Linked DNA regions of Mus musculus: all the other regions are linked to region 2. Evidence: chromatin loops called from intact Hi-C (ENCODE). Cell type or tissue: heart. All regions are shown on one strand. Region 1 overlaps Notch1 (notch 1). Region 2 overlaps Gm36171 (a long non-coding RNA gene). Region 3 overlaps Notch1 (notch 1).

Evidence for each region. Hi-C counts contacts between places; a loop is a spot of excess contacts. Peaks named below come from ENCODE experiments on the same cell type or tissue, not always from the same donor. Only the 100,000 strongest peaks of a DNase experiment are listed, where the experiment ranks them.
Region 1: it touches region 2 in a loop (2.3-fold over the local background); 11 of 42 quality-filtered maps call a loop at or near these places.
Region 3: a loop joins it to region 2, with 2.9 times the contacts of the local background. A loop is called at or near these places in 6 of 42 quality-filtered maps.

What each region holds. Positions count from the first base shown.
Region 1 is chr2:26,486,591-26,494,590 of GRCm38, reverse strand. All of the region lies in intron 2 of Notch1 (notch 1), which reads left to right. Among named protein-coding and RNA genes, the nearest start is that of Notch1, 13 kb to the left of the region's middle. In heart, CTCF peaks have their summits at 3,365 and 6,688; DNase peaks (open chromatin) are centred at 1,240, 1,480, 3,650, 6,980 and 4 weaker places; H3K4me3 peaks cover 1,905 bases; H3K27ac peaks cover 5,919 bases; H3K27me3 peaks cover 553 bases.
Region 2 is chr2:26,543,951-26,551,950 of GRCm38, reverse strand. Gm36171 (a long non-coding RNA gene) reads left to right here. Exons shown (of 3, transcript XR_374174.1): 3 at 3,288-4,534. Among named protein-coding and RNA genes, the nearest start is that of Gm36171, 7.2 kb to the left of the region's middle. In heart, CTCF peaks have their summits at 4,286 (motif pointing right) and 7,456; DNase peaks (open chromatin) are centred at 938, 1,910, 4,270 and 7,440; H3K27ac peaks cover 3,004 bases.
Region 3 is chr2:26,470,991-26,478,990 of GRCm38, reverse strand. It overlaps Notch1 (notch 1), which reads left to right. Exons shown (of 34, transcript NM_008714.3): 10 at 271-384; 11 at 688-921; 12 at 1,001-1,111; 13 at 1,852-2,044; 14 at 2,498-2,643; 15 at 2,804-2,917; 16 at 4,751-4,870; 17 at 5,158-5,310; 18 at 5,979-6,207; 19 at 6,719-6,920; 20 at 7,686-7,839; 21 at 7,985-8,000. Among named protein-coding and RNA genes, the nearest start is that of Mir6996, 4.9 kb to the right of the region's middle. In heart, a CTCF peak has its summit at 3,999; DNase peaks (open chromatin) are centred at 2,770, 3,140, 3,780, 6,940 and 3 weaker places; H3K4me3 peaks cover 1,053 bases; H3K27ac peaks cover 4,302 bases.

The DNA of each region.
Region 1 (8,000 bases), 57 kb after region 2:
CAGGAAGAAAGCTGGGCGGCAGCCTGCTCCCTGAAGCAGGTTTTCCCACGGCCTAGAAGTGTGTGTGTGTGTGTGTGTGTGTGTGTGTGTGTGTGTGTGTGTGTGTACATGCATGGAAGGTGCGTGGGAAGGGGAGGAAGCAAGGTTGACAGTGGCTTTCCTCCACATGCTCCACCTTCATCTTTTGTGGTAGAGTCTCTCACTGACCCTCAAGCTGCCAATTCAGCTAGCCAGCCAGCCATTGGGCTTCAGAGATCCTTCTCCTGTCTTCTCTTCTGGAAGGCTGGGCTACATGCCAACATGTCAGAGTTTTACCTGGGTTCCTTCCAGAGGTTTGAACTCAGGTCCTTGTACTTACACAGCAGCTACTTTGCCTATTGAGTCAATATTTTGTGTGTGTTTGTGTAGGTGTGTTCATGTCTGTATACTTGTATACTGGGGTGTGTGTGGAGGCCAAAGGTCAACACTGGGTGTCTTCTTTTGCACCCCATCTTATATTTTATAACAGGGTGGCTCACAGAACCTGGCACTCACTGCTTCAGCTAGAGTGGCTGGCTAGCGAGTTCCAAGGGTCCTCCTATGTCCACCTCCGGCACTACGATGACAAATGTGTGTGCTGCCATTCCTGGCTCACGTGGGTGCTGAGGACTGACTCTAGGTCCTCTAGCTTGCTCAGCAGTCATTTTACCAGCGGAGCCAGTGTGCCAGTGTCCTTACTTTAAAAGTAGATTTGCAGATGGAGTTCTTGGTGCACAGCATCCCCTACTGTAGACCAGATCCCAGAGAGACCCGGGGAGGAAGCAGCTCACACTGGGATCTGACTTGCTCTCTCCAGGCTCCCAGGGCTATTGCTCTGCATGGGGAGGAATGTGGGTGGTAAAGGCTGGAAAGATTGCTCAGGTCTGAGTGGCAGCAGCTCCGCCTCCCACCATTTCCTCTCTGTTTCAGTTCTGAGTGAGCGGAAACAGCACAGTTACTGGAAATGAGAGGTTGGGGGGTTGGGGGGAATGGGGCTTCCAGTGTATGTGCCTGGTGGCTGGCGTAGGGGCAGATGCTGCCTTTGTGCCTGGCCCTCTGGTTCTTCTCGGCTCTGCTTGCTCATGGCTTCTAGAGGTTGATCCTTCGAGGTGGGGCTTTCCTTCCTTCCTTCCTCCTCTGAGGGTCAGACGAGGATGACCTCAGCTCTGTCTCAGGGCCCGATAGTGGAAACCAGGTGGGGCACTGATTTGTGGAACAGTGTTGTGACAGGTCAGGCCGTGACTGCATCCTAACTTCATGGCTCAGAGTCTGGCCTACTGGTCTGGTGAGATGGACTGGAACAGGTGTGGGGGCAGGTGGGTAGCCCCAGGTTTCTAAGAAGCCACAGTGAAGGCAGGATCCCCCTTCCTCACAGTATACTCATGCCTGGCCTCTGAGCCAGGCTTGTTTCCCCTCTAACCCCCTGTTCCAGTAGGCTGTGCCTAGTCAAAGCTCAGATAAAGGATACTTCCTTCCTCCAGAGCTGGGGCTGCAACTAGTCTCACACTTCCTCTTCCTACGACAGGACCCATATCCTTGGGGTGAATGGAGGATCCCATGGGGCCACTGTAGCTAAAGGTGCTGGCTGGCCTTACTGCTGGTATATGGGCTTCATTTGTCTTTGGGGGGGGGGGTCTCACTTTGAGAGCCATGTGTGTTACCATGAGGCTGCAGAAGGTGCCCGACTGACTTGGGCAGCTCAGACCTGATGGGGCGTGTCCTTTTCATTGTGCTCAGTCTCAGCTAAGGACTGGAGAGGGCACCAGGATGCCAGTGAAGTGATACTTGAAAAGAGGCCAAGCGTGGGACATCAGTGTCCACGGGGCAGAGGGGCCAGGACCTGCAAGCTTTGAGCTTGTCCTAGACCCACTGGCCTGGGACACCCTGGGTCCTATACAGCTCCCTCCCCAGAGTACCTCCTCTTCCCTGGACCCCTTCTAGAGCAGGGTACATTCAACTGGCTCTCCTTCTCATTTTTCCTGTGTCCTAAGGCAGAACAGAAGATTCTCATGGATGGCCAGTACACTGTGAGACAATTTGTGACCATTATTGGGATGGGGCCTTCCTATCTGCTGCAGTATGGGGACCTCCCAAGCAGGGGACTTCTTCCTTGTTGGAAGACATTTGGTTGAAGTGGGGGCTGCTGAGTTTTGAGGAGTGGGGTGACCTCTGGGGTCCCCCACCAAAGCTGCAGTCTGCACTTCAGCAAGTCATTCAAAGAATTCACTGAAAGCGGGTTTCCTAGGGGGCCCTGGAAGAATGCAGCCAAGATCTGTGTCACTTTGTCTGCCCAGCAGCCAGTGTGGCTCTGCCCCAGTGGGTAGCTGGACATAGGCTTCATCAGCACATCTTCAGTGCCACCAACTGGAAACGATAGCCACTGGGGTGGTGGCAGGTGACCAGCCGCTAGGAGGGTCTTGAGGGGTTTGGTGAAGCTGAGAGTTTTGAGGTTTCCCTTGCAGTCAGTGGCAGGGGCTTCCCAATTCTGGGTCCCTCACTAAGAACCCTGCCCCCTTCCTAGGAGTTTTGTTTCAGCCAAACTCCCCTATTGTGTGTGCCTTTGCCCTCCCGCGTCCCCTCCCCCCCCAACCCCGAGATCAGATAACCAAAGAGATGAGGCAGTTTGGGATACAGGAAACTTCTCACATTCCCAGGGAGCCTCTGCTACTCTGTCTTGCCTGTGACTGTTCTCTGAACCAAGGCTGTTCCACTGTGGGTGTCAGGAATTAAGCACTACAGAATCTGGAATGTATATGCAGAGCCTGCTAAGCCTCTGTCTTCCCATCTGTAAAATGGGCCTAGCCCACCTCCAGGACTGTAGTAAGAGTCTAGTGAGGTGAAGCTTCTGGCATCCAAGGGCCCAGTTTAGCCAGGTAGGAGCATGTCTTCTCTTTTGAACTTTGATGGGCGGGGGTGGGGGGGTGGGGTGGGGGGGAGCAGGGGGGACAGAGTCGTCTCTGGATAGCTCCCTCTCACCATCTTCACATTTATTTGGGGGAAGCAGCGATGGACAGGTGCTTTGTTGTAGATCTCAGTTTGGGGCCTCTGGCTTCATCTCTCTCTGGACAAAGCTTTTCCCTCTGCTTAGTGGGAGCAGCTTCAGGGCCAGGGCTAAGTTCCAGAGTGGCCTGCCGTTGTCCACTGTGGCTATTTCTAGCCTTCCTTGGTACTGCTGCACACACAGAGGTTTGTCCGCATGAGTCCCAGGGACCACTCAGAGTGGCTGGCAGGCATTGTGGAGTGGAATGTGGGAAGACACATTCCCAGCCTTGTTTGCAGCTTGGGACTGTCTGTGTTTTGGGATGATCAAGCAGGAAACTGTCCCTAGTGGAGGCAGGAGCTTAAGCAGGTGTTTTTCACACCCTAGCAGTGACCCCTGCTTCCTGGTGACCCTAGTTTGCTGGATGGTGCTTTCACCAATGGTGGAAGGGGCACACTGGGTGGAGTCTCCCACCCCTGCTCCCGTGGGTCACCACTTCCCACAGACCAACTTCAGGAAATTGTTTAATGCCACCCCCACCCCCAGGAGCCTTTTTGCCCCCCTCAGAGGGGCCTTCACCGGCAGCAGCCTGGAGGGGAGTATTGTTTTCCCTATAGTGGGAAAAGGTGGCTTCCCTAGAGGGCAGGTTCCAACTTCAACTGTCTCCCACACAAAGGGCTTCCCTGAGCCAGGCCAGGAAGCCTGCGCTTTTCCTGAGCTTCCTTTTTCAGCGTATTTTAAACCACCCAAGGATGCAACTGTGGGGAAAGATTTGAAGACAAAAGAGCTGAGTGTGCTGGGAGTGGTTCTTTGAGCTGGAAAGCTGGACACTGGCTTCAATCCTGGCCAGCCCTGCAGCCACCTGTCCACATGCTACACCTGCCCTAGTGTGACCCATGTTCCTCCTCTGACCACTGCTTTCCCAGTCTGACCAGCAGTTGATGTTTGGTCCAGGGGTGTCTACTTTCCACAGTGCTGGCTGTCTTCTCAGCTTCCTGCCGCTGTGGGAGCCAGGGTCCCTAAGGCTGGGAGGAGAATACAGTTCGGTTATTCCTGCCTGCCTTCCCTGCTGGCGCAGGTGAGGCACTGATGCTGGCTGTAAGCAGCAGTGTTGCTGTGCCCTCTAGGAACGATGCTGGCAGATACCCACGTGCTTGTGCACATCTATCCACAGTGAGGCAGGAAACTGGGTTGAAGAGGGCTATTCTCACCCAATGTTCTAAATGACCTTCAGGCAAGTGTTTGGATCCAGGCAGGTTTAGTAGGAGAGCGAGGCACTTGATGCTCTTTGCCTTGAGTTGTGTGGGGAAGAGCAGGGATGGAACTGTAGTCTGTAGGGGTCCCCTGTCTCTTGGGCTTGAATCAACTGTTCTGAACCAGGGAGGATACCAGGGAGTCACTCAGCCTGCTGTAAGCACCTTCCTTCATCGAGGCACCAGAATTTAGGGGGCTTGGGCTAGTCTCTGCTCAGGTTCCAGGGCCAAGGTCCCAGAACCTCTCTCCTGCCCCCCTCCCCAAGCCTTTGCCCTGGATGGGGCTGGGTTTGTTGACCCTGTGAAAATCCTACAAGGTGGGCTTTGAGTGAGAGGTAGCCCTGGTTTTGGACCCATTGTGTGAAGGTTGGGTGGCAGGCAGCAAGCTTTACTGTATTTTTACTGAAAAGAACAAAATCAGGCTGGGGTAGGGATCTGCATGGAACCATCCCTTGGGTACAAGAGAATGGTCACCACTTGTTGAGTGGGAGCTTGCAGAACAAGGGCTTCAGCTATACTTGGGTGGCTGCAGACACAGGTAGAGCAGACTAAAGAAGGCAAGGGGCTCCCTCCACCACCATCACTCTCAGTGGTGCTGGGGACCTGAGGTATGCAGTCATGCACTGAGCCACCCTCTGCCTCTGGGCCCTAGGAGCTCAGATGCCTCAGTGCAGGCCCCTGGTCCCAGAGAAGAATAAGCAAGAGCCTTGATGCTCAGATAGGGGCCTGTGGTGCCTCCAGTCCTCAGATGGGGGCTTTAACCTGTGCAATGAGTCCATTTCTTGAGGGAGGGACTGTACTTTTGTGACTCAAACCTAGCCATGCTCAGAGTGAGAGTCCCTCAGCACCTTGCATCTGCTGGTGCCTGCTGCAAGGGCCTCTCTTCAACATCCCCCCTCGAGACAGACAGGCAGGCAGACAGACAGGCACACTCACAGAGAGAGAGAGAGAGAGATCTTTCTTGCAAAACTGAGGTGCCAAACTGAGAGTTCCATCTCACCATGTAGCAGTTAAAGCAGTGGAGCTGGGAGGGTCCTACAAGACGTGTCCCTTCTGAAAGTGCTTTCTCTCACAAGGTCTTCTGGCCCCTGGGTTCTGGGAAGCCAATGAAGGGGCTCCAGTGTTGACAACCCACCCTACCCCCTCCTCACCCCAGCTATCTCAAGTTTAGTAAACCTACTCCTTTCCCCAGCCCTACTTGGCCATAAACCCACCAAGGGCAGGAGCTAAAGAACTCCCACTACAGTCCCTCTGCCCCCTCCTCATTTTGGGGTGGAAGGAGCTGTCATCTGTCCCCTGGAGGTGGCAGATGGCCATGTAGTTTAGAAAGGAAAACAGCACTTTAGAATTAGTCCCGGGTGAGAGGCCACAGCAACATCTGCCTCTGGATGCTTTGGGGAGTCACATTTCCATGGAGTGGCGCTGCCAGGGAGGTGGGAGTCAGCACAGTGGAAATGCTGAAGCCGCCAACAAAGCCCAGGCAGCAGTTGTGGGATGTCAGGCACAGGGGCCATTTGTACTCCTCTGAGTCTGCAGAAGCCACCCCTTCCTGGGGCCCCAGCCTGCCTGATACTTACCTGCAGCCAGCCACAGTGGGACAGGTCACACCCCAGGCAATGGAGTATGTGGTACAGAAGAGGCAAAGTGGAGAAGCAGGTGGCCTAAGGAGCCCTAAGAAGGAAGTAAGGGGAGGGCACACCTGCCGTGGCCGGGTTCCCACTGTGGAGGACGCCCGAGGAGAGCATTGCAGGTGGTTCTCATCTCGTTGATGGCTCGGGCTCTCATCCTAAGCAAGTCCCACCTTCCCATTCTGGGAAGGTTTTTCCCTACCTAGACAAGAGGTGACTCGGGAAGCAGAGGACATCCTGGGTCACTCGGGGAGGCTCTGGTTGGTGTTCGGGGACTGCCCAGTGAGTGGGGCTTCCCATGTAGGGCTTCCATGCCTCTATGTTGCTCACATCCACTGACACTGGGGGATTGTGGCCATGGCTGTAGCCCAGCTGTGGCCTAAATGTCCCTTCTTAGGGACATTTGAATGCTGTGTGGAGAGCACATGGCCAGGTGTTACAGAGGTCAGACAGGTAGGCGGTAGTCAGAGGAGAAGGGCTTTTGAGCTGTTGTCTGTCTGCCAGCCCCCTGTCCTAGACCTAGACCCTGCCACTTGGCTCCAGGCATCTGAGGGATGATCCCATCCAAGTGGCCCTGCTGGTCCTCCAGCTATGGAATGCTGGTGGTGGATGGTGGCCTCAGCCATGGTGGTGGACCCAACTAAGCAACATGCCTGCGCTATGGTGTCCCCAAGCCCAGGGTGGCAGTGGGGTGGACAATGGGCCTTCTCAGCCACCACATTCCCCCACGGAGGAGCGTCCCTGGCCACCAGCTTCCCAGCTCCTGCCCCACCCGCTGGTGTTGGCGTCTGGCCGCGCCCAGCAGGGGCAGCTGTCCCCTCCACAGATGCACCTGCTCCCTGCTGCCCTTTGTCCACGCTGCCGGCGCCTGATTTATTGGCCATATTTTCCCCCTTGCTGGTCCAGCGGAACACAGCAGTGTTGGCAAGTGTGCATCCCATCCAGGCGGGTTCCCCAGTCTCTCGCTGTGCTTCTTATTCAGGGTGCTGTAGGGAACACAGCCCATGGCCGGAGGGAAGAGGAATGTGAGCAAGCTTGGAGCCTTTGGTTACATTCAGTGTCTTTATCCTCAGAGACCTAGCGGGGGTTGCTTAAGGACTGGAGACCTAGCATCAGGCTTGCCCCATTTTTCCCTCCCAGGGAAATCTTCCCGCCTCTTGGAGCCTCAGTCTCACTGGCCTAGAGCTCCCCCACCCCCTTAGCCCGCAGGAATGGGTGGACGCAGCAGCTCCATTGGCTTTGAAGATGAAGCTCCCTCTGTCCCTTAACACTCCCTCCCCCGTGACTTCACCAATGGCTGGGAAAGAAAAAAAAAAACCTTTTCTCCAAGTGGGCTGAGGCCAACCCTGCTTGACAAAGAGGCATTGATCCAGAGAGGAGGGCTGCTTCTAGGGGCCAGCCTCAGCGGGCAGATCCCAGGCTCCCAGCAGCCTCTCCAGCAGGCTAGTAACTGGATCCATGAGTAGAAAGGCAAAGACTGCCTCCCAGCCTCCCCAAGGTAGATTCTACCAGAGCCTAGGTGCCCCCAGAGAAGCAGGTGTGGATCTCAGTGGCTGGCCACACTGGTGGGGAGGTGCCTTCCAAGGCTACCCCCCCATGCAGGAGGAGCCAGATGTCCCCCATCCCCACCCCACCCCCCACACCAAACACACTTCCCATGCTGGACAGGAACCATTGCAAAGGCTTGCGTTAACTCCCTGGGGAGTGGGGGTGTGATTTGTTTTCTTTAAGCCAGTTGGTTTGAGACTTTTGGCTTCTGGCAACAGATGGTCACCAGAGTGGCCATTTTGTGTCTTCCATACCCAAGCGGTAGACACAGATGAAAGGCTTCAGAGAGGACAGATGTCTCCCAGTACTTCTACTGAGATACCTGACCCCAGACCCCATGCTGCCTCCAGCAGCTCTTAGTGGGGAGGCCTCTCCTGGGGCCACTCTCACACGGGGTGGGGGGTGGGGTTGATTATAAATAGTTGTTTAGAAGCAAGTGGGGACTAACTGGTTGGCTGGAGGTAGGGATTGAGGCAAGTTACAGCCAAAGCTTGGGGTGCATGGCGGGGTGTGTGTGTGTGTATGTGTGTGTGTGTGTCAAGGGGCAGTCTGCATGCCAGTGAGCAGGCTCTG
Region 2 (8,000 bases):
TGCTCACACACAGGCTGAGAAGTACCATGTCCAGGTATCTGATGGGGTCTTCGGGCAGAGGACCGAGGCAGCAGGACCCCGTGGTTATTCTGAGGGCCCTGGTTATTTGGGGTCTGGGCACAGAACATTCTTTCCCAGGCAGCTGAGGCATGCAGTGCCCACCACTCTCTCAGGGATCTGCAACCCAGGGACATGTCTCCACAGGGTCTCTGGGCTGATACCCCCTCCCCCGTGGGAGAGGAGCCTGGGAGCCCGAGGCAGGCAGCAGGTTGGGGCCTGAAAGTGACGAGGGTTTCCGCCACAGCCTTCTTATGATGTTGCAAGAGAAGCAAGAAGGCTGGCTGCGGGCACTGGGTGGGACCGAGGCAGGTGGGGGTGACTGAAAGGCTCTGGTGTGGGAAGAGGGGCTCTGTGGAATCCCAGAGAGCCCCAGTTTCTCTGACACCCCCCACATAGGGAGACAAATCCTCGTCTGCTCCTGGGAAGCCTTCGCCAGTGTCCCTTTGGTAATGTTGGGGTAAGCAAGTGTCTCTCTCCTGGTCTCCAGTCGTGAATCATGTCTGACCTGTGAAGAGATTTCAGAGCCAGGACCCTGGTGGAGGAGTATGGCCAGGAACACTGCAGGCAAGCTCTTAGAAACTGGCTGGCTGTCCCTCCATCCCATTTCCCCCTTTACAGAGAGCAACTATCAGGGCCTGCAGTGGTGTGGCCACAGGATGAGAGGAGGAGGACCCAGTGTAATCCACACAAATATACCCGCAAGACCAGGGTATGTCACCTCCCTTTTCCTGGCCTCGATTTCCCTCAAAGAGCCACTATGGCTGAATCAGTCCCTATAGACCTCTGACATTCCCTGGCCTGGAGCCACAGACCCTGACCATGTCTGTGAGATCTCCCTCCTTGGCCCTGTGACAAGTTCCCAGCATCTGCTCCAGCTATAAACAATTATCTCTGGCAGGGCAAGGCAGCCCCAGATAATGCTGCCCGGAGGACAGGGGGAACTCACGCTCCTCCCCATGCCAGCCTGGCTTGCTGAGGTCATGCACATAGGCTCTGATAGTGGTGGCCAGGGTGGAGCCATGGCTCTGTTCTGTGTTTAATCAGGGACACCATAATAATCAACTGCCCCTTCCCCTTCCCTCCCCTGAACTTTCATGGTTGTCCCTCAGGACACTGTTACTCCTGGAGGCAATTGGCACTTGGGCACCTACCTGCCTTGTGGAACCTCTGTGAAGGATGGGCAGGGGTCCCACAAAACATCTTCTGTTTATTATTGCTGTTACTCCATGGTCAACACAATCCAGACATCCCCCTCCCCCCCATAGGCACAGGGCAGGGGTAACTCCTCACGACTTATCTTGCTAGTCTGGGAAGATGCTGAGCTCAGTGATTGCTCTTGCTCCAGGCTTGCTAGGCTACTACGGCTCTTCCTTCACAGCCTAGCTCAGGGGCTTGCCTGACACCTTTCCTGCCTGCTCTACCCAGGGTGCTCCAGTGCTCACCCTGCTTCAGTTCCCACAGGGGCTTCTGAGAGTAGGATTTAGACAGACCATCATTCAGAGCAGAGTTTGGCTCTGACCCAAGGGCCAAGCCTCCAGCTTTGTTCTGAGAGACACCAAGGACTCAGCCTTGTTTGGCAGGGAAGACAGAGTCTACATATGTAGTGAGGAGTGTGGTCTTGTTCCGCAGGCTCACACAGGTGGCACAGAAGCCACAACAAGGGTAGGTGTAGAGTTGAGAGTGGCAAGCCTGTGGGATAGAATCCCCTGCCCAGTTCAGCCTGCAGGATAGAAACCCTGACTGTGGCTTGGTGGAGACACACTGGCCATCCATCGGGTTCCTCCTGATGACCTGCAGCTGCCCCTTGCGTGCAGCCGCGGGCAGCCAGCTTTCCGGGCCCATTCATTGCACAAGCTCATGGGTCGTCTACACAAACATTCCTCTTGCACCAGAACTCACGCCGGCTTCCTCTTTGCTCTGCTGAGGCCTTAGCCAAGGGCGAACATAGGCCCAGTGGCTGTGATCCTGCCCTACCAGGGAGCTCATGTGCTTAGTAAATCATTGAAGCTTCAGGCTTTGTGAGATGGGTTCAGCCCCTCTTGCCTACAGGTTCATCCGTCCACATTAGAAACCACCAGGGCAGATAGGGCCAACTCTGCTTCCCATCACACAGAGGGTTGCCTAGCCTCGGAAAACCCCGGAAATAGTCCTCTGCCTTTGGGAAGGCCTTCTGGATGGCAACCCTCCCCACAGAGGTGCTTGTCTCCTCAGGTGACAGGCACCTGTCTGCCTCCCTAACTTCTTACATGCTGTATACATTTGGCACTCCCTAAGTGTTTATTGATTGTCTCGTCTGATTAACACTTCCTTTACCTAAGTGTCTGCTCTCTACCTAGACAGCTGTTTCTGTCCTGCCATTGAAAGCTTCTCTTTTACCACACAGTCAGATCTGTCTGTCCTAAGACAGCGGAGCTGAGAAGAGCTAGGACAGTCTGGCAGAGCCCAGAATCTTTGTTCTTGCCTAATGCTATGGCCCCTGTGTCCAGGGCCTATGTGTCCAGCTGCCTACCCCAGTAGCAAGCAGCCTGGCCCTGCCATGGAGGTTGGAACATAACTCAGAACCTGATCCCAATGCCAAAGGGACTCCAGTGGGGTCTCCCTCATGCTGGCCACGTAACAGAGTACTAGCCTGGTTTGTTTCTCTCTCTCTCTCTCTCTCTCTCTCTCTCTCTCTCTCTGTGTGTGTGTGTGTGTGTGTATGTGTGTGTGTGTTGTGGGTTTTACTTTATTTTGTTTTGTTCTGTTCTGTTAGGTAATTTCTTCCCAGGATGAAGAAACAGGAGATGAAGTGAGAGACTGGTCCATGGTTGGGTACCCATTGGGACAGGTTCTGTTGAGCAGGGGTCAACCATAACCCTGTCAACAAGGCCCCATTCTGCTGAGTGTTCTCTTCAGGGAGTTGGCCTCAGGGCCACCTGTATACTTCAGAGGATGTGCAGGAGGCAAAGGCACTGTGTGGGCCAGCCTGCACACCTACACTTGTCACCCAAGCCAAGTCTGTCGACAGGTACTGCCTGCAGCATGCAGGACTGGCTTAGCCAAAGGCTTACAAGCAGTAGGTGCTGTTGATGTGGGGAAGCTGGCAAATGCAGAGGGAAGACATAAAGACAGGACATCCCTGTTGCCTGGCGGCCTGACTCTCAGGCCTTCTAGACATGTCTCACAGAACCTAACTGCCCTGCTTGCAGGCGGGAGCCTGCCAGCTTTTCTCCGTTTTTTTATTTCAGGACTTGTTGCTTGATTGTCTTTTCCACAAGAAAGTGAATCTCCACTCAGCCTCAACCCTCTTCCTCATGAACCCCCTGCGTCACCCAGTCCTGTAAGCCACCCCCTTTCTAGTCACCTGTGAGCTCCAGCAAGCGGGTGGGGCTGCCTAGGTGATGCTGGGCTGGGCCTGAGCAGGCCTGGGCAGAGGCTGGTTCATCTTCCTCCAGGTTTCGGCTGTTGGGGAGTTAATTGCCCCCGAAACGCAGGTTCTGTACACAGCTATGGCCTGACTCCTTGCACCTGTCAGAAGGTGCCCTGGCTCAGCCTCTGAGTCCCTAGGAGGAATCTGAGAACAGCTCTGTCCTGCAGCCTCCTCCCAATTGTGCCAAAATTGAGACACCTGCCCCCCACGCAGCTGCCAGGCAACTCACAAATTAGACTCAAGCCCAGAGAGTAAGAAGTTCCCTCAGGGTGGTCTGAGCCTCCTCTAGTACTCCCTTCTTGCTCATCCCCCCTGAACACTGAGACATAGCTGCCTTCACCAGGCCTTCTGTCATAGTCTGCCCCATAACCTACAGCACACCAGGCCTGAGCTGACCCTACATGGGCCTCGCAACAAAGACACAGAACATCCATGCAGCAGGCCTACGGCAGGATCTCCCAAAATGCTGGGCTGTTGCCACCCCATCCACTAATGTGTGTCTCAAGTACAGCCTGGGCGGGCACCGGCTCCACACCTGGCTGGGTTCCTCACACTAGAACCTAAGGAAGCCCAAACCCCTGGTCCTTCCTCACAAACCCACTGGCACGTGGTTCCCCTATGTCCTTTGTAGTCCTGAGGGGCTCTCAGTTACCCTCTCTGCCCCCCTCTTAAAACCCAGACACAGGGAGTTGATGGGTTCTCCAGACAAGACAGCATTCTGGCCATGCAGGAAGTCCTGTCCAGCCCCTAGCCAGATCCCACAGCCCAGGGCCTGGGAAGGCAGGTTGGAAGGGTGAGATCAGTAGAAAGTGCCTCCAGGTGGCTCTGCAGGCTGTGTGGACAGCTGCACGGCACTGTGGGAAGCCTTTAGAGGGAGGGAAGTGCCTCACAGTGATGCTGAGAGGATGGGGGAGGAAGCTCTGGGAGATGGCTCTGGAATGTGTGGCTCCCAGAGGCTTCAGAAAGATGTGAGAAAGGTTTTCCTATGGACAGAGGCAGCAAAGCCCCCCTGCATTCCGCAAACCATGTTCCCCTTCTGAGAGCACAGAGGTGGGGCATATGGAAGCATGCGAATAAGAGCTACTGTAGCGCCTAGACGGCAAGGGTGGCACTCTCACTCAGGCCTCTGGTGGCCGGCTGTGCACCTCAGCAGCAGTCTGGCCCTGCCATGGTGATTAGGGCATAGCTCAAAGTACATCCCCAAAGCAACTATGAGTAGGGATTTGTGGATGAGTCCCTGGGGGGCCAGGTAGAATCTATCCCTGAGCTAAGCTTGTGGGAAGCCTTCACCCTGTGTGTACCCCAGACTCCTGCCAGCCAGAGGGCTCTTCTAGTTCAGAGCTGAGCCCCTTCTTGAAATACATCGAAGCCCATCATGGTGAGTTCCTGGGGGATGAGCCAGGGACAGGCTTCAAGAGAGGTTCTTAGGAGCCAGAAAATGCTTTAAAAGTCAATCTAGATGGTCTCTCAAAGTCAGAAGAGGAGACGGAGTCCCATGGGGCAGCTGGAGAGAAATGTCCTTACTATGAGGACAGGGTGTAGCTGCCATCAGACCTTCTCTTTGGCCAGCAAGGTGCTTGCTCTGGGATCTTCTGGGTCTGTGCGCTCTGATATCCCAGAGGGACAGCTCCTGAGAACCTCCTAGATGCACAGTGATGCCTCAAAGCAGCCCTATGAGGTGAAGGTTCCATTCACCTAATGAGGCCTTCGTAGCTCAGGGAGGTTAGGCAGTTTACCCCAAGCCCCAAACTGATCAGTAACTGACTTCACAGCGCTGCTTCCCATACTCTGTTCACACCTTTGATCCCAGAAGGAAAGTGAAACAATACCACCTCAAACACAGTGAGGTATGCAGGATGGCTAGCCAAGGGGAGTGGCCTCCCCAGGAGGGGAGCGGCTAAAGGCTTTATGGTGGGACCAAATGAGTGTTTGGGGTCAGCTGGGACCTTGACCGCAGAGAAAAAGAGGCATCTGGGGAGCATGGGTCTTCTTAGCCAATGAAGACTGAGAGATCCATCAGGGACCGAGGGCCAGTTCTCTCCTGACTTGGATTGTGTACACCAGCTGAGAGACCTGAGACCCTGGGAGGAGGCTGATCCTGCGAGGGAGCACTCCCTGCTCAGGAGGAAACCCTCCAGAATTAGCCTCATCCCCAGTGGTTTTAGGGGTGGTGTTCTCTCAAAATTCTCGTGTTGAAGCCCCAACCCCCAGGGCTTCAATATGTGGCTTTTGGGGGGCATGAGAGAAATTCCTAGCCAAAATGGCTGGTGTCTTCCTTATAGGAAGAGACCAGGACACACCCGGAAGGATGGTCATACAAGAAACCAGGGAATAGATGGCATTTGCAAGCTTAGAAGGATATCTTTGGAAGGATCATTCCTGTGACCTGTAGGTTGGCCTGATGCTGCTTGTATTTTAATGCTAATAATGGCTGGATAGAAACCCCAAATTGGGATTAAAATTTTCTACAACAGTGACCCTCTGATCTCAGACTGCTTTCACTATATGTGGCATGAGAAATGGAGCCCAGGGTCTTGAGCAATCTAAATCACAGCCTCCACCTCAGACATCTGGCTATAAGGAACCTTGAGACCATAAGTTCACATTGTTTAAGCTGCCAGTCTGTGACTCTGTTACCATAGCCCAAGCAAAGTAATAGATCTGACCTGGGTCCCTTGTCCTCACCCCAGGGACATGGGCATGGATGGGTTAATGTCCCCCTAATGCCCAGGTCTGGGCTCATGGGTCAGACTCAACTTGTGTAGCTTCATCCTTCCCTGTGGTCTCTTTGACAATCACATCCCTAGTTGTAGTTGTTGGGAGTCTACTGGGCTTGTAGGGATTCAGAAATTGCCTTTCCTAGCCTTCTCTTGGCTTCTGAGACACAGTAAGTTTGAGAGTAGAAAGAAAGTCCCTGTAGGAGGCCCAACATCACAAATCCCATGGAACTATACCTACACTGTCCAACAATCTCTCAGGGAGACTCCTCAGCTGATCCTGAGACACTCTTTTTTGGGGATCTAAGTGTCCTACACCTCAACAGGAACAATGAAAACAGAGGTGGAAGTCCTTGGGTCATGGCTACTGACTGGCACCACTTGAAGCTGAGTACGGAAGGCGAGAGGCCAGTTCCAGAGCATGTGTTCAGTATTGGAGGTCCATGCTCATTCCTGGGTGTGGGAAGTTAGTCCCAGGGTCACATAGGCTGTTTGAGCAGTAATGGGAGTATGATTAGTTTTAGGATCATGTGGTTAGTTTGGGGTGCATTCAGTCAGTCCTGGGGGTGAGGTAAATGATCAATACTGATGTTTCAAAGGCACATGATGTCTGAGGTTATGTGGTCAGTCCTGGAAGACATGTAGTCACTGCTAAGATCATGTTGTCAGTCCTCATTGGGCAGTCCTAAGGGTGCACAGTCAGTCCTGGGGGACACACAGTCAGTTCAGGGGGCTGCATGAACAGCAGCGCACTCTGTGATCCTTAGGACACACAGTCAGCCAGTGGGGCTGAACAGTAGGTAGCTACCTTGGCTACTGGTGACTAAGATGCCAGTTTCTGGGAACTCCTGCCCCCATATCCTGATGACCCAAGGCTCAGTATGGGGTCAGCTACAGGAAGAAGTGTGACTGTGGCCAAGGCCAGTACTGAGTGGGAAAGGAAAGGAGCCCAGAAAAAGGACATTTCTCTGGGCCACCAAGCAATGGGTGGCCTAGCTGTCCTAGACCTCTCTGGCTCAGCATTCCTTCATTCTTGGACAGGGGTCAGAGGCCCGAATGTCACCCAGAGAGGGGACTGAGTGAGTCTCCTTCCTGAGTCTCTTCAAGGCCCTCATACTCAGGGTATGTGACAGGCCCTATGTATGGAGCTCACCGTGGGCACAGCCTTCCTACAGTCTGGGCAGTGTGAGGGTGGCACTCCTGGATCTCACCACTCAGAGGGTCTCTGCCTTGATGCTGGACACAGGCCACTTGTTAGCAGGGGTGGGATGCAGGGCAGTCTCCACCAGGCTTCCTGGGCCAGCGTCCAAATGCCTCTTGCTCTTCTGTTTCCTTCTGGGAAGATTGTGGGAGGGGAGGAGGCCTAGCAAGGTCAAAGTTGGGGCCTGGCCTGCTGAACACAGTGCAGCCAGCTGAAACCCTCCCTCTTCACCCTTGCTGTAGTACTGGAAAAAGCCACGAGAGAAGGGACAGTCCTCCCCCAGACCCACATAAACCTGCCATCCAGGTTGTGGACCCAGGGCAAGCATTTTAGTTTTTTTTAACTTTATTGTGAAATAATTCACCTGGCAAATTTACAGGCCAGCATACCCCCACAGATCCATCTATTCATAGCACCTCAAGAGGTATTGCTTGATGGGTCCCCTCCCGTGGACTTGTCTCTGAGACAGTGGCATAAACTGTGGCCTGCTATGTGGCTTCCACAGCTCTCTTGAGTTCCTTCAAGGTTCCTCTAGACCAGCAGCTGTTGGACCATCTTTCCTTATTGTGATTGATGCATCTGAGAGCTGAGTCACATCTGTGTATCTGTCATC
Region 3 (8,000 bases), 73 kb after region 2:
ATAGCAACCAGAGTCTATTTAGGAAAAAGGCCCCTCTGTTGGGCCAAGGAGGCAGCCACTGAGCAGTGCTAAACAAGGAGCTGATTAGAGGGGCAGGGTGCAAGGGGCAGGATATAAGGGCTGGTTGAAGCCTGGAGGTTAGTGGCCCCTGTTATCAAAGTACCCTCTAGGGAGCCCATGTGAGCAGACATTCAACTCTAAGGTTTGTGGGTAGCAACCAAGGGGTTAGGATACTGTCAGATATAACCATCTCGTCTTCCCTGGCCACAGGCTTCAACGGGCACCTGTGCCAGTATGATGTGGATGAGTGTGCCAGCACACCATGCAAGAACGGTGCCAAGTGCCTGGATGGGCCCAACACCTATACCTGCGTGTGTACAGAAGGTACAAGAGGCAGTGCAAGATCTGGGGGAGGGAACTCTTGAGGCTAGATAGTGCTGAGAAGGGGACAGGAAACTGGGGAGGCCTTAGTTTGGGGCCATATAATCTGAGAGTCAGAAACTTAACTCCGCTTGGACTCCAGGCAGGAGTGATGAGAACATCCCTGGGTATGTGATACCCCACATCCATCGATGACCAGGCAGTGATCCTGGGCCTGCTCGGTGGTTTGCCAAGGTGTGGCCAACTAAGTGTTGAGGGAGTAACTGGCCCTGAAGCTCACTAATGTCCACCTTTCCTGCCATCTAGGTTACACAGGGACCCACTGCGAAGTGGACATTGACGAGTGTGACCCTGACCCCTGCCACTATGGTTCCTGTAAGGATGGTGTGGCCACCTTTACCTGCCTGTGCCAGCCAGGCTACACAGGCCATCACTGTGAGACCAACATCAATGAGTGCCACAGCCAACCGTGCCGCCATGGGGGCACCTGCCAGGACCGTGACAACTCCTACCTCTGCTTATGCCTCAAGGGAACCACAGGTGACTGGCCGGAGCTGGCAGTGGGTGGAAAAGGGTGAGGCCAGGCTTGGAAGCTGACCACATGTCATGCTGCCCCTAGGGCCCAACTGTGAGATCAACCTGGATGACTGCGCCAGCAACCCCTGTGACTCTGGCACCTGTCTGGACAAGATTGATGGCTACGAATGTGCCTGTGAACCAGGCTACACAGGTGAGTGGCTGAAGGCAGAGGTCAGGGTCATCCCTAGAGTCTGGGAGGGACTGTGGGGCTAGCCAGGGTCCAAGGGCTGGATGTCACAAGCTGGGTGTCAACTACCCAGATCTTGATCTGCCAACCAGTAGAGGTATCTATCATAAAGACTGGGTGGCCTCCATATGCCTCCTTTCCCCTGTCAGTGTCAGCCCTGGCCATGCCAGACTTAAAGCCCCAGTAGCCTGAAGTGGGGTGGCCAGAGCTCCGAGGCCAGGCTTTTGGATATGTGTTTAGATCTGATAAAATCCTTAGTTTCTCTGAGCACCGAGGACATTGTCCACCAGAGGATAGAAGAGGATGGGTGGTCTCAGGCTGAGGTAAAGCTGGGCTGCAGAGTGACTCAGTTGGTAAGGTGTTGACCTAGCATGTGTAAACCCTGGGTTCAGTCCTCCTGCCATGTTAACCAGATGCAGTGGCATGCATACGTTGTAACCCTAGCACTCTGACATTGGAAGCGAGAGGATCAGAAGTTTAGGTCATTCTCAGCTACATGTGAGTTTGTGGCCAGACTGGATCACATGAGGCTCAGAAGCTACTGGCACTACGGTCATGTAACTCATCGCTACATAAGGCACTTTACTATCGCTCAAAGTTTCATAGATTAGCACAAGGGGAAACTTAGACCCAGCTAGGTCTAGCTCTAGGAGGGGTAGGCTCTGGGTGGCAGGCTTGGAATCTGAGCCCCTTCCCACCCACAGGAAGCATGTGTAACGTCAACATTGACGAATGTGCGGGCAGCCCCTGCCACAACGGGGGCACTTGTGAGGATGGCATCGCGGGCTTCACTTGCCGCTGCCCCGAGGGCTACCATGACCCCACGTGCCTGTCCGAGGTCAACGAGTGCAACAGTAACCCCTGCATCCACGGAGCTTGCCGGGATGGCCTCAATGGGTATGGCAGACTGACCTGGGAGGGACTAGCTGTAGCCTTGGGCAGACACAGGCTGGGTGAATGGGTGCTCCTGTGAGACCAGTGATCTGAGGTCAGCCCCTAGTGTCTTCCCAGCATCCCTGGGCTGTATCCTCATTGGCTAGCATCAGCTCAGGATATAGACTCTAAGCACACTGTGGCTGCTGAAACAGTTGTCTGATACTGTGGTGACAGCAGCCCTTTGTCAGTGTGTGGGGGACGAGGAGATTACTAAGGTCTCCGTTAAAACTATTAAAGTTTTATACAGAGGGTCAGCATTGTCAAGGTGGCATTGTTCCAGTCTGGAACCCTTGCACGGTCTTGGGCCAGGTGGGTACCTCCAGCCCAGTGGATGATGTGGCCTTGTCCTCAGACTGGAACTGTAGTTTAGCAGGAGAGCTCTGAGCCCAGGCTACAGCTCAGGCCTCTCCGTAGGTACAAGTGTGACTGTGCCCCTGGGTGGAGTGGAACAAACTGTGACATCAACAACAACGAGTGTGAGTCCAACCCTTGTGTCAACGGTGGCACCTGCAAGGACATGACCAGTGGCTACGTATGCACCTGCCGAGAAGGCTTCAGTGGTAAGTGTGGCGGGTGACACAGCAGAATGGGTCCTCCCTTTGGTCTCTTTCTCGGTCCACCTGATGAGCTAGCATTTCTCAGGCAGAGATCCTAGTTCTCTTGAGGAAAGGCATAGGGCAGAGGCTCTGGCCCACCTCCTCTTGCTCAACTTCCTTACAGGCCCTAATTGCCAGACCAACATCAACGAATGTGCCTCCAACCCCTGCCTGAACCAGGGGACCTGCATTGATGATGTCGCTGGATACAAGTGCAACTGTCCTCTGCCATATACAGGTACGAACAGCCAGGGACTGGAATTGGCTCTGGTGGTAGCTAGTGGAGCTAAGAGTATATGGGCTTACCAGGCACTGAAGAAGGTTCTGTTCCTCGCTGAGGGTCTTAGGTCCTCAGACTGGAACTGTAGTTAAGCAGGAAGGCTCTGAGCCCAGGCTACAGCCCAGGCCTCCTGGGCCTGGGGATAGTCACCAGATGGGCAAACACAGAGGATGCCTAGGAGGAAGCTCCAGGCCGTGTGTCCGGGTGTTTATCTGGTATGTCTGGAGTGAGGTGAGCACTGGACTCCTCCAGAGAAAGTCTGGGAGGCTGACTGGTAGGTACTGCATGGATCAGGGTCCACTTTGCCTGTGCCTCTGGGGGCCCTGGCTGCCCTCCTCTGCTGGCTGGGCCTGGGATTCCTTTGATGGCAGCTTCTTTGTGTGAGGAGACAAGGAGCCCTCTGTTAGATGAACAGAGGCAGCTCCTGCCATGGGCACTGCCTGAGGAATGGCGAGAAATAGACCCCCTGCAGGAGAGATGTGCATTGAACATGAAAGCCGTGACCACATGGCCCCCAACCCTGCAGCTCCAAATACTGCCACAGAGTACTGGTGGCTTCATGCTGCTGCTGCTAGGTTCTGGACATAGCAAGTGGGTCTGTGAAGGTGGAGGCCCTTCCAGTGTTCCTATGATGCCTGGCAGGATGCTGTTTTCTTTGACAAAGTTAAAGGGCCTGGATTTTGTCTCCTGTGTTGGTCAGTGAGGAAACTGTCAGCAGCCAGGCACACCCCATGTTCCTTTTGGTCTTGCTGCTATCGGGGCTAGCGGGAGGAGTCAAGCCGCGCTGACCAGCTTCCTGCTTCCCTTTGCACAATTGTCGGAAACTCTGTCAAAGTTCCTGTCTGCCCAGGTCACCGTGGAAACCGATAGAGAGAGAGGCCCTGGAGAGTCTCACCAGTGGGCTGGGGACATGGTGGGAGACAAGGAAGATAAGGTTTCCTTGCTTAGCTCCTGGAGCCAACCATGGCCATAAACAGGAAAGCTAACTGGGATTGCAAGGAGAGTCACCTGGGTTACTCGTGGCTCCCCCAAGCGGTTATCAGATTTCACTGCCCTAGTGTGAGGCTGCACCCCATGTTCCCCAAGTAGGATATGCTTGGGGTAGCCACAGTAGCTCTGTCTCAGGAGTGAGCCTGCTGTGACCTAAAGCTTCAGAATCAGCTCAAGGATTTTCCTGGAATGGGGAGCAGGCCAGGTTCCTCCAGGCTCAACCACCTGTTATAGTAGGGTCTTGTTTTGAGGTTTTCTGGTTGGGCAAGGCCCAGGCTTCATCGTGGAGCATTTGGGAGATGAGAGATGGCTTCCGGGACTACATAGATGGCTCATGGAGAAAGAGTGCTTGTGGAAACATGAAGCCTGTTTCATGAAAACAGGGTACCTCTAAATGCCCATAACCCCAACATTTGGGAGCAGAGACATCTTGAGAGCTCTCTGGCTGGCCAGCCTAGCTAAGATGGCAAAGCGTCTGATTCAGTGAGACTCTGTCTCAAAGGAATAAGATGCGGGGTTGGTAGAGGACACCTGATATCCGTCTCTCCTTCTGCATACACTCTTACACACCTGCATGCAATATACTATGCTCGTTAAAAAAAAAAAAAAAAAGTGACTTAAGAGAGAAACTTGATTCTGCTTTATCTCTAACCTCCTGTCAGTAATCGTCATTCCTCCCGGGATCAGAGTCTGGCTGGCCAATCATACAGCATCTCCTATACCTACCCCCCGCCCCCCTTTATGGAAGACCCTATGGGCCAGGCTCACTGGGTTCTATCTTCTACAAATCTTTCTTTCTAGGAGCCACGTGTGAGGTGGTGTTGGCCCCATGTGCTACCAGCCCCTGCAAAAACAGCGGGGTATGCAAGGAGTCTGAAGACTATGAGAGTTTTTCCTGTGTCTGTCCCACAGGCTGGCAAGGTGAGGCTTGCCTGGTCCCACCAGGCTGGGACAAGGATGGTGGATGGGAAGTCAGGGGCCCTGGCCAGCCTGTGGGGCAGTCTCGAGAAAGGAGCCCATCAATGCTGAGCTACCTGCTCTGGGAAGCTCTGGGAAGCTCTGGGAGCAGGAGATGGTCCTTCCCATTCCAACTCCATATCCTTCTGTTGCCCAGAGGTCAGGGGAGAAGCACTGGAGATAAACAGACCAGCTAGGACAGAGGCTCAGAGGGTGGGGGCAGGTAACCAAATGAGTTTTTGTCTTCACAGGTCAAACCTGCGAGGTTGACATCAATGAGTGTGTGAAAAGCCCATGTCGCCATGGGGCCTCCTGCCAGAACACCAATGGCAGCTACCGCTGCCTCTGCCAGGCCGGCTATACAGGTCGCAACTGTGAGAGTGACATCGATGACTGCCGCCCCAGTAAGTGGTACCCAGCTCTGTCCATCCTATGTTTCGGTGCCTCTGTTCCTAAGCACACATGACAGGGAGCTGCTGAGAGTCTGAGGTGGAAAATAGCCCTGGTGCCCGGCAGTCATGAAGGACTGTGGATAGCTGTGCCCTCAGCTTAGTCCACTTGCCTGTGCCTTAAAAAGAGACAGGCCAGAGGCTAGACAGGCCAGGAGGAGGCTGTTGAGCATCAGTGTGTGCTTCTCACGGGCTTTGCTGCTAGATTTCCCAGCCCAATTGAGTGATATGGAGCAGAGGCACCAGGCACTTCAAAATGATGGCATGGGGCCTAGTTGTATTCAACCTTGACACTCGGCCCTTGTCAGGACCCATTGAGTTGTGTAGGGCTTTAGAGATGCCCTGCATCCTGAGTCAAAGCTAAAGGCAGAGAGAGATTGAGGGAGGTTCTGCCTGGCACCATCAGTGTGTGTGTAGGGGAATGGGCTTCCCTATGACTGCCTTGGGCCTGAGGGAAAAAGTGTATGCGGAGCAGATTCCAGGCTCAGTGCTGGGATGGGCCCCTGTTGACTACTGTCATCAAGGCTTGCTGTGAGCACTTGCCACCCCATACCACCTTCTCAGCATCAGGTCCCCGAAGCATGGCCAGTGGCCACCTAAGGCTCATCTTTCTGTCCCTCCAGACCCGTGTCACAATGGGGGTTCCTGCACCGATGGCATCAACACAGCCTTCTGCGACTGCCTGCCCGGCTTCCAGGGTGCCTTCTGTGAGGAGGACATCAATGAATGTGCCAGCAATCCCTGCCAAAATGGTGCCAATTGCACTGACTGTGTGGACAGCTACACATGTACCTGCCCCGTGGGCTTCAATGGCATCCACTGCGAGAACAACACACCTGACTGTACTGAGAGGTGGGTCCCAGCCTCAGCTGAGACAGGGAAAGAAATGGACTGTGGAAGACACAAAGTCTTGACAGCATGGCATCTCAAGCTGGTGTCTTGCCCAGACCCAGTGGGCATACAGCACTAATTGAACTGAATCCAGCGTTGTTCATTATGTTGCAGTATCCCTCCTAAAGGGGCCTTTGTGACCTCCAGTGACTTAGAACAAGGAAGTTTGTGCAGAGGAATTGGGGAACTAGCCTCCTATCAAACAAGAGCTTTGTAATCTGTCTTAGTTCCCCTTTTGCCCTGGTTGCCAGGAAGCTTAGAGTTAAATCAATCTCAAGCCTGGTTTGTGATGCGCTTCCTATAGTGTTCCTATTTTGCCCTTGATTTTGTTTTTCTCAACCACCACGTGTCTATATGCTATAAAATCTCTGCTCGTGATTTGGGTATTGTGGCCAGGTAGGCATGGAGTTGTCTCTCCTGGCAAGGACCTTAGGGAACTCCTCACTCTTCCCTGCTTCTCATCTGCCTCTAGCTCCTGCTTCAATGGTGGTACCTGTGTGGATGGTATCAACTCCTTCACCTGTCTGTGTCCACCTGGCTTCACGGGCAGCTACTGTCAGTATGATGTCAATGAGTGTGATTCACGGCCCTGTCTGCACGGTGGTACCTGCCAAGACAGCTATGGTACTTATAAGTGTACCTGCCCACAGGGCTACACTGGTCTCAACTGCCAGGTGAGCTGAGGTTACAGGGTATGACCCAGAAGGCCTAGGGCTCTCCAGTGCCCATTGCCCAGCCCTGGGCCACACTACCTTCAGAGGGCCAGGGACACAGAAGCAGAGAGGCTCCCTGGTGTCATCATTGGTTGATGAGCCAGAATGAACCCACATCCTCTGGGAAAATGCCAAGTTGGGTGCTTCTGAGGGAGACAGGTGGGCATGGGTGCCAGCCAGGCTCTTCTGTGGAGTGCATTATGTGGCCATCTGTCTGAAGCAGCCTGGGGCAGTGCTCACTTCTGGTGGAGGATGTCCAAGGGGAGGTAGCCAGTGGGTTGTGGAGAGCCTTGAAAGAGAGCAAGGAAGACGTGGAGCCCAGGCCTATGTTGTTCGGAGGGCGGGCAGTGTTTGTGAGTCCTGTGCCTGGGATTTCTTAGGTGATATTCTTTCTGAGATGGTGGGGGTGGGGGTGGGGAAGTCAGAGCATAAAATGCCTTATTCCAGTGGCGCTCAGCCTGTGGGTCATGACCCCAATAGGGGTCATATATCAGATATCCTGCATATTTTTGCTACATGACAGTAGCAAAATTACAGTTATGAAGAAGCAATGAAATAATTTTATGGTTGGAGGTCACCACAACACGAGGAACTATATTAAAAGACTGCAGCATTAGGAAGGCTGAGAACTGCTGTGCTTCTCAGAGCCAGCCAGGACCAGGGCAGGAGGGTGCCCTAGCAGTCAGAGTTGGTCAGGGAGAAGCTAACCAGCGCCTGTCTCCTCAGAACCTTGTGCGCTGGTGCGACTCGGCTCCCTGCAAGAATGGTGGCAGGTGCTGGCAGACCAACACGCAGTACCACTGTGAGTGCCGCAGCGGCTGGACTGGCGTCAACTGCGACGTGCTCAGTGTGTCCTGTGAGGTGGCTGCACAGAAGCGAGGTAACCAACCGGCCGGGCCCACCTGTCCTTGCTCAGGCTCAGCTTAGGCCAGGAGTGCCCCGGTGCCTGCCAGGTCAGGTGACAATGGGCAGTAGTCCCGAGAGCTCAGCCCAGGCCTCAGCTCCTTCCCGTCTTGTCCCCACAGGCATTGACGTCACTCT